2 separate regions of the Homo sapiens genome follow, and region 1 is linked to region 2. Evidence: chromatin contacts called from ENCODE Hi-C or POLR2A ChIA-PET data. All regions are on one chromosome and are shown on one strand. Each heading gives the region's core, a stretch centred on a gene start or an enhancer-like site at or near the end of the contact. The rest is flanking DNA. Distances are from core to core; before and after follow the strand shown.

Region 1 (2,700 bases), core at 149-2,648, 170 kb after region 2:
TGAGGTTTCACTTGGGAGTCGATGGGACACTACGAAAGGCATGAAAGCGGGGTCAAAGGAGGCAGGGCTGGGGAGGTGAGGGCAGCGGTCATGGGAGGAGGAAGTGCCCCCAGGGACTGGAGAATGGGGTTTGTTGGGGGGTCGGAGGGAGGGGGACACAGCCAGGTGCCAGGGCCACAGTTCAATTCAGGGTCTTTTTGAGCTCTGCGTGCTGAGCTCTCCTGGCCAGCAGCAGGCGGGTTAGGATTGGGGTGGAGTTTGCTTTCATTGTTATTTCTGCTTTGTGGCCATGGCTGTTGTTATGTTTGTTAAATGAATGTGAATGATCCCTCTGCCTGGGCTCATGGACTTGGATCCCACCCCACACGCACCCACGCAAGCCTGAGCCCTGCCACGGCCTCCCCTTGCTCCACACAGCCTGGCACTGCCCTCAGCCCCACGGGCCTTCCTGTAGGCAGCAGCACCTTGTACACTGGGCCAGTGACTTGGGGGCCCCCAGGTGTGTACTCCTGTATCCCCCTGTTCTGTTCTCAGCTTCTCACCACCCCCACATTTGCTCCCTCCACCCCAACTCTTGTTCTCATGGAGCCCTGCCCTCTCTCTTCCTGCAGGCCCTGACCTGCTGGGGACCCTCCCGTAAGAGCTTCACCAGTGATTGGGAGCTGAGCTCTTGTCCTCAAAGGCAGGGGAGGGAGAGAGGGCAAGGGGACCCCAACCCTGTGAAGTCACTGGTGCAGATGGAGTTGCCCTGTAGGCTGTGGGGTTAGGAGGGGTGGTGGGCAGGGCTGGCTGTGTTTCCCAGGCCTCAGGGTGGGCTTGCCTCAACCAGGCACCTTCGCAGCCAGGGCTGAAGCACCTGTAATCCCGCCTTCCTCAGGACAAGTGAAGGACGCATCTAGGGATTCATTCTTTCATTTCACAGATATTTATTGCACATGGTGCCGGAGAATGGCTATGAGCAAGACAGAGGTGGTCTCTGTTCTCAAGGCAGCTACAGAGGGACAGCCACTCCCCCAGCCCCCAACTATGAGCTTCCCAGAACTGGCCTGAAGGTGCAGCTGCAATGATACGGGCTCACATCCTGGCATCCTCATTTGCTAGCGTGAAAATCGCATTTCTCCAAACCTCGGTTTTCTCATCTGAAAAACAGGCACAGCACCTAGTTTGCAGGACTGGGAAAGTTACAGAGGGTTAATGGCAATGCGGTTGGCCTTGGGCACTCCTTGTTCTGACCTCTGGAGTTCGGCTGCCCTGTGGTCTGGCCCTGGCTCTGTGGAGAGGCTTTCCCAGGCCGAGGGGCTCACCAGGCCTTCCCTAGTGAGGAGCTCTTTCTGCCAGAGCTGAGCTCATGGGCAGGGCGGGGCGCAGAGGCCACATATCAGCCAGCTGTCCTCCCTTTCCTGGGAGCTGGTCCAGAGACGAGGGGCAGGGCGTCTGGTTTTCATTGTGCGGCCGTCTCTAATTCCTCTGGCATCTGAGCTACTTTTCAGAAGGAGGGAGATGCACTTAACTGGTTGTGACCCAGCTTGGTGCTGAGGAAGAAGCCCTGGGCCTGGGATCAAGCAGAGTTGAACTCGAAGCCTGCCTCAGCCACTTACCTGCTGTGTGACGCGGGTAAGGCACTCCACAGCACTGAGTGTCAGGGGCCCCGATTGGAAAATGGCAATGATGATTTCTGCCCTGGCTACTCCACAAAGTAGAAATAGATGCAAACGTGTTTCATAAAACATAAAATATGAAGCTGGGGTTCTCCTCTGTGTTAATAGCATGGAGGGTTGGGGTTCTGCCCAGTGCCCAAGCCTTGCACAGAAATAGCCGCGCCCCTGCTGGTCCATGTGTCCAAAATGGTTAAAGCAACTTTGGGTCCATGGAACAGAGGTGCATTTCAGAAGCTGCTGGCTGGTGACCATGAGGAGGGCCAGGGCTCAGAAAAGGAACGGCTCACTCTGGTTGGTATGGTTAATAAAATAATAGCTAACATTTACCGACGGCTTATGAAGGGGCAGGCACACTTCTGAGAACTTTCCAGTTGTTAATCAATCCTCATAACAACCCTCTCAGAGAGGTTACTACTGTTCCCCCTGTGAGGACCTTTGAGGGAGGAAAGGCATTTCTGGAGAGGGAATTGGGTGTGCAAAGGCCTGGGGAGCCCCTCATATCCTGGGGGGCAGTGGGGGACCCGGCCTACAGCCAGGAGGGGCTGGCCTATGGGGCCTTGAAAGTCGGCCAAGGGGTTTAGACTGGATCCAGGCAGCAGGAGGAATCCCTGGAGCCCCCTGCGTGACCTCATTCTGGAGGATGGGTGGGATAGCGCTTCTGGGAGGGGCTGTGATGGACTGGTGTGGGTGGAGAGTTCAGGGAAGGAGGTGGGATTTCCTTATTCTTGGGTCTTCATCCTTGAGCACAGGCCCAGCTGCCACCCTAGTGGCCGCCACGGGCAGCCTCGATGCTGAGATGGGCTCAAAAGCCAGGCTGTGTGTGGTATGGGGTCTCAGAGCCCAGGCAGGGCCAGGGTGGCACCAAATGGCCTGCAGCTTAGTCCTGATGCTGCTTGTGCCCTAGCCCTCACAGGTAGCTCTCCAGGGGCCAACTGTACCCCATCCTGGGAGCTGACCCCAGGAAGGTCAGGGCAGTGCTGCCCGCTGGGTCCTAGAGGTGCCTGGAACATCTTGCTCACACCAGCAGGACACTCATGCCTTC
Region 2 (2,700 bases), core at 45-2,544:
GACCCCGCTCCAGGATCCCCAAGGCCTGTTCCCTGATCTCCATCATTTCTTACAGGTTTTCCTCCCTCAAGCAATTCGACATCTCAAGTGAAGACATGGCCCCTGAAGGGCAATAAAGCTGCTAGTTTATTAATACAGTCTCCCGTTTCCTTTCATTTCCATCTGGTCATAATCCCCCTTCCCCTCCCCCAGAACTTCCTGCAGCTGCTCCCGTCTGACCCCGAACATGGGTCTCTCCCTGTTGCTCTCCACCCCACCAGCTTCTCCTTCCTACAGTTCGCACAGCTCGAGGGGAGTGCGGGGGCAGCACCGCGCGTGGCACCTGGCACCCGCGCAGAGTTCCTGAATGGCAGAGCGGTGGGTGGCTCCAGCAGTACTGAGAAGAGCCAGGTTTGCCTCCACATTCTTCCTGTCGCCTCAGATTTATGCGCACAAGGACGGAGATTTGCGTTCAGCGTTCTTCATTCTCTCCTTTAAACGAGGAGAGTTCATCCCGTTCTTAAACTGGGTAAGAGATTTCAAACCTGAACATGGGTCAAAAGCCATGAACATCAGAAGCGACGATGTCAGGTCTTCCAGCGTCAGCCCCTCCAGGGGCCGAGTCCGGAGGAGGTGGGAGGGACAGGGCGCGTTCTCCCTCATGTCCCTGCCCTGCTTCGGGCCGGAGGGCCGGTGCCCTGCTCGCAGTAACAGCACCCTGGAGCTGTCAGGGGTTGGATGTGAGCAAACCTCACTTTGGCAGGCGGGTTCAGACCGGGGCCCCTGTTAGACGCTCATCCCTTTCTGGAGGAAAAGCAGAGCAGGAACTAAAGGGATTTAGCACACACACTGCCACCTCCGCGCAGCAGCTGTTCCTCGCTCCCATGAGTTTCATAGAATCATGTGAGGGGCTTGGCAAAATCTACCATCAAGTCACTTGTCCCTGGGAGGGCCAGAGAGGGACGCCCCCAGTAGCACTGGCCGCGCCGGGCCAACAACCGCGCCACGTAGCCAAGAACTCGCGGCTTTTCCAGCGGGTTCTCACAACTTCCCCGCCCTCCACGCTGTCTACCTCCACGTCTAGACTCCGATTGGCCCGCTGCACCTGGGGGGCGGGCCAGTCAAGAGCTCCAATGCGCAGGCCCGAGCTTTTTCCGCGCTGGCCAGCAGGCCCCACCCACCCAGTTCTTTTTCCAATTCAGCGCCACTGGATACCGAACTGTCGTACGTATGTCTTCTGTTTCGTCCTCGCTTTCCGGCTGCTGTTTCTCCACGGCTCTCCTCTTTCCCCCTCCCTTCTCTCCCGGGCGGCTTACTTTGCGGCAGCGCCGAGAACCCCACCCCCTTTCTTTGCGGAATCACCATGGCGGCTGGGGTAAGTTTGCTGGCTCTGGTGGTTCGGGTCATCCTATCCACCGCCATCCTTTGCCCGAGTGGGGCCAGTCGGCGCCAGAGGAGTTCTGAGGTTGAGTGGGGAACTGATTCGGGGGTCTACAGACTGTACTGCTGGAGAGTAGGGTTCCTAGGGCCTGGAGGGGAACTGAGGCTGGGGCTCTCGGAGGCCAGAGGTGGAAGGGTCTGGGGAAGAGGAGAAAAGAGATGCCGGGTCTGGGCCGTCCGAAGCCTGAGAAAGGGGTTCGGCTCTGTTGCCGCTTTGAGGCGTGGTATCTGGGCAGGTTGACGAACTTCTGTGTCCGTTTTGTGGAGTAACACAGGGGACAGGTTGAAGAGGAGGGTCTTTGTAGGCAGGTCCGGCTGGCACGGTTAAAGGTCGTCTCTCAGGGAGGTTTGGGAGCGAGAGGATTCTCCGGACAGTGAAGTCAGACCAATTGGACTCCGCTGGCCGGCATAATAGAGAAGCCCAACGCCGGGGAACTCGCTGCGGGACAGGACCGGAGGGATGATATTCGCGACACGGAAAGAAAGGCTTTTTGAGAGAGAGGAGTTGATTTAAGAAGACGGCATGCCATCCCCTATCTCTGGCTAGTCTGAGGGGAACTAGAAATCTCTCGATCGTCGTGCGTGCCTTAGAGACAGGACGATGCTTTTGAAGCGGTGAGCAGCTGAGCAGTAGAGTAGGCAGGCGCTCGGAACCATCAATGAATGAAGCGAGGGCTCCGGGAAGGGAGGAGAGTATGTTTGTAGGCAGATGGAGTCTGATGGAGCTAGAAGTTCTGGATTTCTTGGAGATAGATTTGAGAGGAAGAGAATACTTCCAGAGGTGTCCTTAGGGAAGGTCAAATCTGTCAACAAGCTTTATTTAGCAGTTGGTGTGTAGTTCTGTTCTTGGTATTTCGGAGGATTCTGATTACATATGACAAGTACTAAAGGACTTGGTTCACCAGAGGAAGTAAAAGGGTGAGTTGAATACATTGGGATTATTCAGGAAAGTCATCCTGGAGAGTGGCATTAAGGACTGGGACCCTTCTACTCATTAATTTTGTCCCTCTCTTTCTCCCATAGACCCTGTACACGTATCCTGAAAACTGGAGGGCCTTCAAGGCTCTCATCGCTGCTCAGTACAGCGGGGCTCAGGTCCGCGTGCTCTCCGCACCACCCCACTTCCATTTTGGCCAAACCAACCGCACCCCTGAATTTCTCCGCAAATTTCCTGCCGGCAAGGTGAGTTGGGAGATGGGGAGCATCCTTCGGTTCTGAGAAACCAAGGCCCTGCGATTCTGTCACTCTGGTGGTGGCCCCCATCTCTAAAAGGGAGCTTCC

Evidence for each region. Hi-C counts contacts between places; a loop is a spot of excess contacts on that map. ChIA-PET counts read pairs that join two places held with the same protein, here RNA polymerase II (POLR2A). Pooled maps may share reads with other maps.
Region 1: a pooled map shows a loop between it and region 2 (2.0-fold over the local background). The contact joins the enhancer-like site here to the promoter of EEF1G in region 2. A Hi-C loop is called at or near these places in 38 of 168 maps with a recorded cell type or tissue (A673, CD4-positive, alpha-beta T cell, CD4-positive, alpha-beta memory T cell and 23 more), 8 of 37 single-sample maps with no recorded cell type and 32 of 50 pooled maps. POLR2A ChIA-PET finds 5 or more read pairs at or near these places in 30 of 52 experiments (A549, A673, AG04449 and 24 more).

What each region holds. Positions count from the first base shown.
Region 1 is chr11:62,399,634-62,402,333 of GRCh38, reverse strand. It overlaps a transcript of ASRGL1 not described here. Among named protein-coding and RNA genes, the nearest start is that of SCGB1A1, 18 kb to the left of the region's middle. Within about 2 kb of position 1,398, at least 21 of the 41 ENCODE cell types and tissues checked have a DNase peak (open chromatin) inside an H3K27ac peak, as active enhancers do; they include ascending aorta, dorsolateral prefrontal cortex, gastrocnemius medialis and 4 more, where a contact is called at or near this core.
Region 2 is chr11:62,572,485-62,575,184 of GRCh38, reverse strand. EEF1G (eukaryotic translation elongation factor 1 gamma) reads left to right here and starts at 1,294. Exons shown (of 10, transcript NM_001404.5): 1 at 1,294-1,354; 2 at 2,443-2,601. The coding sequence starts at 1,343. It overlaps TUT1 (terminal uridylyl transferase 1, U6 snRNA-specific), which reads left to right. Exons shown (of 9, transcript NM_022830.3): 9 at 1-133. The coding sequence ends at 91. RefSeq lists enhancers at 1-208, 366-425, 209-1,170, 1,126-1,325.